2 separate regions of the Homo sapiens genome follow, and region 1 is linked to region 2. The links are chromatin contacts, found by Hi-C or POLR2A ChIA-PET in ENCODE. All regions are on one chromosome and are shown on one strand. Each heading gives the region's core, a stretch centred on a gene start or an enhancer-like site at or near the end of the contact. The rest is flanking DNA. Distances are from core to core; before and after follow the strand shown. Region 1 holds the start of TMEM44-AS2 (TMEM44 antisense RNA 2). Region 2 has its middle 5.1 kb from the start of FAM43A.

Evidence for each region. Hi-C counts contacts between places; a loop is a spot of excess contacts on that map. ChIA-PET counts read pairs that join two places held with the same protein, here RNA polymerase II (POLR2A). Pooled maps may share reads with other maps.
Region 1: a pooled map shows a loop between it and region 2 (6-fold over the local background). The contact joins the promoter of TMEM44-AS2 here to the enhancer-like site in region 2. A Hi-C loop is called at or near these places in 6 of 50 pooled maps. POLR2A ChIA-PET finds 5 or more read pairs at or near these places in 5 of 52 experiments (GM10248, WTC11, activated CD4-positive, alpha-beta T cell and 2 more).

Annotation. Positions count from the first base shown.
Region 1 is chr3:194,631,649-194,634,348 of GRCh38, forward strand. TMEM44-AS2 (TMEM44 antisense RNA 2) reads left to right here and starts at 1,280. Exons shown (of 2, transcript NR_186047.1): 1 at 1,280-1,519. TMEM44 (transmembrane protein 44) reads right to left here and starts at 1,771. Exons shown (of 10, transcript NM_001011655.3): 1 at 1,431-1,771. The coding sequence starts at 1,567. RefSeq lists a silencer at 1,540-1,969.
Region 2 is chr3:194,689,626-194,692,325 of GRCh38, forward strand. No RefSeq gene overlaps it. Among named protein-coding and RNA genes, the nearest start is that of FAM43A, 5.1 kb to the left of the region's middle. RefSeq lists an enhancer at 1-74. Within about 2 kb of position 1,406, at least 8 of the 41 ENCODE cell types and tissues checked have a DNase peak (open chromatin) inside an H3K27ac peak, as active enhancers do.

The DNA of each region.
Region 1 (2,700 bases), core at 30-2,529, 58 kb before region 2:
GGTGAGAAGGTGAGTTAATGGTGGTCTTCTGGCTTCACACGCGGGGGCTTTGCTCCGTACCCTGTTGTTCTCAGCCACTTCCCCAGCTCTTGGGGCCAGGGTGCCAGCTGACCTTAACCCAGCCCACACACCACTCCGAAGACACATTCTTCTAAGAGAAAGGGGAGCAGGGGAGGTTCAGGGATGGCAAGGCCCTGAAAACAAATGGGTATGTCCAGATCCCAGGCAGGGTGAGAAGCAGAGGCTCACTCTTAACCCCTCCAAGGTTGGCAAAGTGCCTAACAGTGCTGGTCTGAGGACAACTGTGAGGAACAAAAGGATAATGCGTGTCCAGCGCCTTGTTAGTTTCCAGCCTCTGATCTGAACAGTTTAATCTCTCTTACCAGCCTGCCCCTTTCCAATAGGATCTGGGGTTTTGGTTCTTTCCTTTCACTCAGACAAGTTATTTAACCTCTCAGAACCTCAGGGTTCCCTACAGAAAGTGGGGGTAACAGCACCTACCTCCTGGTGCTGATATTGTGAGTGGCAGGCATTGAATGAGTTAATGAATGCAACACTGGGCCTACAGTAAATGTTCTAGGCGTCTTTTTATTTGTATTGCAGTACTGGGTAGTGGGGCTGCAGAATCTCTGCAATACGACCAAACGCCTTAGGAGAATATCCACTGAGTGCCTACAGGGAGACAGTTCTAACCTCTCCCAGGGGTGCTGGTCCTTTCTCCCCTGCCAGGGAATGCTTGGGCGGCACCATCCTGAGCACTGCTAGTGGATTTCCATGCCTAGGACAGAGCGGCTGAGGACCTGGAGATTCACTCTTAGAACTTAGGCTACCGTGGGCATCTGGACAAACCAGTCCAGGTGCTGGACAGACCAGGGCAAAGACAGGCCAGCTGGATCATATCACTACCTCCCTTCCCACCTAAGAGGACTTTGGGTAAACTGAGGCCAGAAACATCAAGGGACTTGCCAAGGTCCTAAGAGTTGGTGGCCTAGCTGGAGCAATACAAATGATGTTTAATGAGCATTTACTAAGTGCTTTAACGGTACTGATTCATCGAATCCTCCCATCATCCTATGAGGTATTATCTCCGGTCATAGGAGGCCCAGAGAGGTTCTGGAGCTTGCCCAGGTCACACTGCGAGTCAATGGCGAAGGGCTGACAATAGCACCCAGGGCTCGCGGTGTCCTCGGGGCCCCATCCGCTGCACCACCCAGCCTCCTCCCTTTGGCTCACAGCCCAGCTTCCCTGTGCGTGGGATCCGGAAAGAAGATCCCACTTCAGTCTACAGAGCAATGTTCCATTGGATCCTATTACTGAGCCATCTCCTTCATCCCCCTTTCCGCCCCCTCCTCTAGGTTTCCGAGAGGGAGCAGCAGGGGATTGGCGCCCGTTTCCCCGCCCGACAGCCCCCCGACCCGTGGCCCCATTACAGCGCGTGGGCGGCGATCCAGCAGGAGGAGGCGCAGATCCACAGGCCGAAGGAGATGCAGACGCGGTGGCGGGCGAAGCAGCGGTCCAGGTAGTCCCAGTCCCAGAGCGCGGGCGCGGGGCTGGGCGCCTCCCCCATGGCGCGGCTGGGCGCGCGGCGCGGGGCCGGGGACCTGGGCGCAGCCTCCCTCGCCGCGGGCAAGCCCCGAGCGCCGCCGCCCCGCGTGCCCTTCTCTGGGTTCCGTTCCGCCGCGGCGCCTCCGGCCGAGCGCACCGACCGCGGGCAGAGAAGGGCGCGCTCCCGGGCGCGGGCGGCGGCGGCGAAGGCGCCGGGGAAAAGTTTCCGGGACCGCGCGCTCCCCACCCCTCGCGCTATTGTCGGGGGTCGGCAGGGCGGAGGCCGCCCCCCAGCGGCGGGAGCCGGGAGCTGCGCGCGCACAAAGACTGCGGCCCCCGCCCCCCGCCGACCTCTTCGCGGTCACCCACCTCCAACATCCTGGCCGGAGCGGGGCGGGCGGCTGGGCTCGCGGACGGCCGAGTCCCTGCCGGTCGCTGTAAGGCACGGCGTCCCTTCCTGCGTATTGTCCACATTTCCTGAGCCAACAGCAATTAGTTGCGCTGCTGAAGCGCATGGGTGCTGGGATCCCGAGGTGAAGGGGGCGTGGTCCTGATCGCCGACAGGGCGCAGTAAAAAGGGTGGGGTGCAAGACCAGGAAGGAGGAAACAAACGTGCCGGAGAACAAATACCCCCACATCTGCCTCTCACTCTCCTTTCTGAAGCTGCCAACGGCACCCTCCGCCCCCAGGCAGTCGCCCAAGCCCTGCTCCTGGATGTCATCCTAGCCCACGGCCCCGCAGCCAAGAGCTGGTTATCTCTGCAACCGGCCGCCTCCTGTCCAGCCACACACCGCACAGTTCAAGTACACAGGGCTGTTTTTCTTGAGAGTAAACTATTATTGTAATTTTTAAATCTCCTTATTGATTTTAGTAGGTTTGTTTAAAGCAAGACATGACTTGAAAACAATATTTCTATAGAAGGAGCAGGATTGAAAAAAAGAAAAAAAATCTTTTTTAATTTTCAAAAACTACAGCTTTATTTAGATATTATTTATATGCCATAAGCATAGTCTTTTTTTTTTTTTTTTTTTTTGAGACAGAGTCTCACTCTGTTGCCCAGGCTGGAATGCAATGGTGCGATCTCAGCTCCCTGCAGCCTCCGCCTCCCAGGTTCAAGCAATTCTCCTGCCTCCGCCTCCCAAGTAGCTGGGACTA
Region 2 (2,700 bases), core at 156-2,655:
CTTCTACAACCCAGTGTGACCCAGTTGGGGGATGGCGCGAAGGTCGAGGGGGAGAGGAGCTGTTAGAGCGCGGTATGGGTGTGCATGTTTCAGCGCTTTCATGCTTTCTGTGTGTTTGTTTCTGTTGTAAACTCCAAACAGATGTCTCTAGTTTGGCTACACCCGATCAGCTGGAAGTTGTAATAAGATGCTGCCAAAACTGTGCCTTCTGCAAATTATATTTTCCTTTTGCCCCTTGAGGCCTCTCTTCCTGTGTTGCAGAAATGGATCTCACTCCTGGCCTTCCCTGGTGTCCTGAGGCCACTTTGCTTTGTTTTCATCATAAATATGTTCTGAGCAGCTAGACCCAGAAATCCTAAGGAGTCTGGAATTCACTGGAACCATAGAGGAAAGAGGGGTGAAAGATTTTCTTCCTAATTAACAGGAATGGTTCAGGCATAGAACTATCTTTAAAAAAGAAAAGCAAAGGGGGCGAGTGGAAAATATGTGTGTGTGTGTGTGTGTGTGTGTGTGTGTGTATATATATATATATTTTTTTTTTTTTTTTGAGACGGAGTTTCACTCTTGTCACCCAGGCTGGAGTGCAATGGTGCAATCTCAGCTCACCGCAACCTCCACCTCCCGGGTTCAAGCGATTCTCCTGCCTCAGCCTCCCAAGTAGCTGGGATTACAGGCATGCGCCACCACGCCGGGCTAATTTTGTATTTTTAGTAGAGATGGGGTTTCTCCATGTTGGTCAGGCTGGTTTCAAACTCCCGACCTCAGGTGATCTGCCCACCTTAGCCTACCAAAGTGCTGGCATTACAGGCGTGAGCCACTGTACCCAGCTGAGTGGAAAACATTTAAAAAAAATTCAGTCTTAAGGGCCTTAGGACGTCCAGGCCTTTGAATCTATTATATTTTGGCTTGGTTGTGCGTCCCGATCCCTCTCCCTGAATACCTCAGATACACATCATTGAATGACATTAAAAACCCCAGCTAGAGAGAGGTCAGGAAAGTCCAGTCTCAGCCCAGCCACCCATCCCAGCCCTTCCACACCAGTGTGCTCACCTGATAAGCAGACGGCTGTGTGGGCCATCACTAGCCTGCGTGACTAGATTTCACATTTGAAATTATTCCCATGCATAGCCAAGTTCCTCTGCTGTTTGAAACTGATGAAGAGATGAGACAGAGTGAAGATAATATGGCTAATACTTGGGAGACAGGGCAGGGTCTGTGTGTCTTCATTCTTATCTAGTTTAAGTGTCCTGTGAGAATGCCAATGTTGGCTTTCATCTGTGACTGACAGGCATGTGGTGGTTGGTCCAAAAGTTCAGGCAAATAGTGTTGAAACCAACACCATCAATAAATATAAAGCAGCCATCTCTTTAAAGTCTGATATTTCCTCTCATGTGATTTATAAATAGGAAGGGGGGCTTGAAGGTTGAGGAGGAGGAAGAAGAAAATAAGCAGGCTGGAAAGAGCCAGCTCCCTTCCTCCTCCGTCTGTGCCCTCCCCATCTCTCCTTCCTCCCCTCTGCTTTTTGGCATCGATCCCCACTGCACCTCAGAGCTCTGACTGATGTAATTCTAGAAGAGATGTGAAGGTGACACGTGATTCACCTCTTCTGACTTCTCAGTCTTCCAGGGATGATATCACTAGAGTAAGAAGAGATGTTTTGAATGAAAATAAAAGAAAGACCCTAAAACTACTTTGCTCCTGGAGCTCAGAGGGAAAAGAATGGAGCGACAAAAGCAAAGCTAAGTCATTAGATAAAATACACCTTCCAGAAAACACCTGAAGTCTGGTTTACTCATCAAATTTAGCTTTTCTTTCCTGCAAAGTGAGGCTCATGTTTCTCCATGACTTAACCTGATGGTACTTTAAATGCACTGAGACACTTTCCACGTTCTTTCCCAGCCTAGGTAATCCTCCGTGTTCAACAATGCAGCATCGACTGCATGAAAAACAGGGTGACTCCCGGCGGCACGCGGTCCTCCAGGGGTGGCAGCGTGAGTCTGGGAGGAGGCATTCATCGACTCCTCACAGCACAAACATCCCATGTTCACTTCTACCATTTGTCGCATATGTAAGCAGGAAGGTGGGAGGAATAAAATGGCATAAAATAAACAATAGTATTTCATACCCTCCCAACTATGACAGCTTCAGAGAACCCCCTCCACACACACGTGTGTGGACACACATGGTTTCCCTAAAGAAACACCTCTCACTGCCCCACAGTCAGCAGAACAGATTTTAACCAAATTAGAAAGGCTCTGTTATACTAAGAAAGCACAATTCCCTCCCAGGGGACAGAGCTGTTTTTGAGGGTTCTGCTTGTGAGTAGAGAGAGAACTGGTTGGAAGAATCTACCCCTGGCACCATACTGGAGATTTAAAAATCTCATTGTAGTTGCCAAGGATCACGAGAAACATAGAAATTCTATTAGGAGCAAGTTGCCGTCTTTTTAAACAGGATTTAGTAATTTAATAAGCAGAACTCTTTCCTCTGTGTGGTATGCATCAGTAGTCCCAGCATCTGCTGCTAAGTGATGCATGACAGAGCTAGAAATGTGCACGGACTGCTGGGGTAGGAGCCATGACTGACACATGGGGAACTACTCAGGGCTCCAGGCAGCCAGGAGGGTGCTAGGCCCAGGGCGCTCTGCACTCTCTGCTCCAGGCTTGTTGCACATGTCCACTGTCTTAGTCCGTTTCGTGT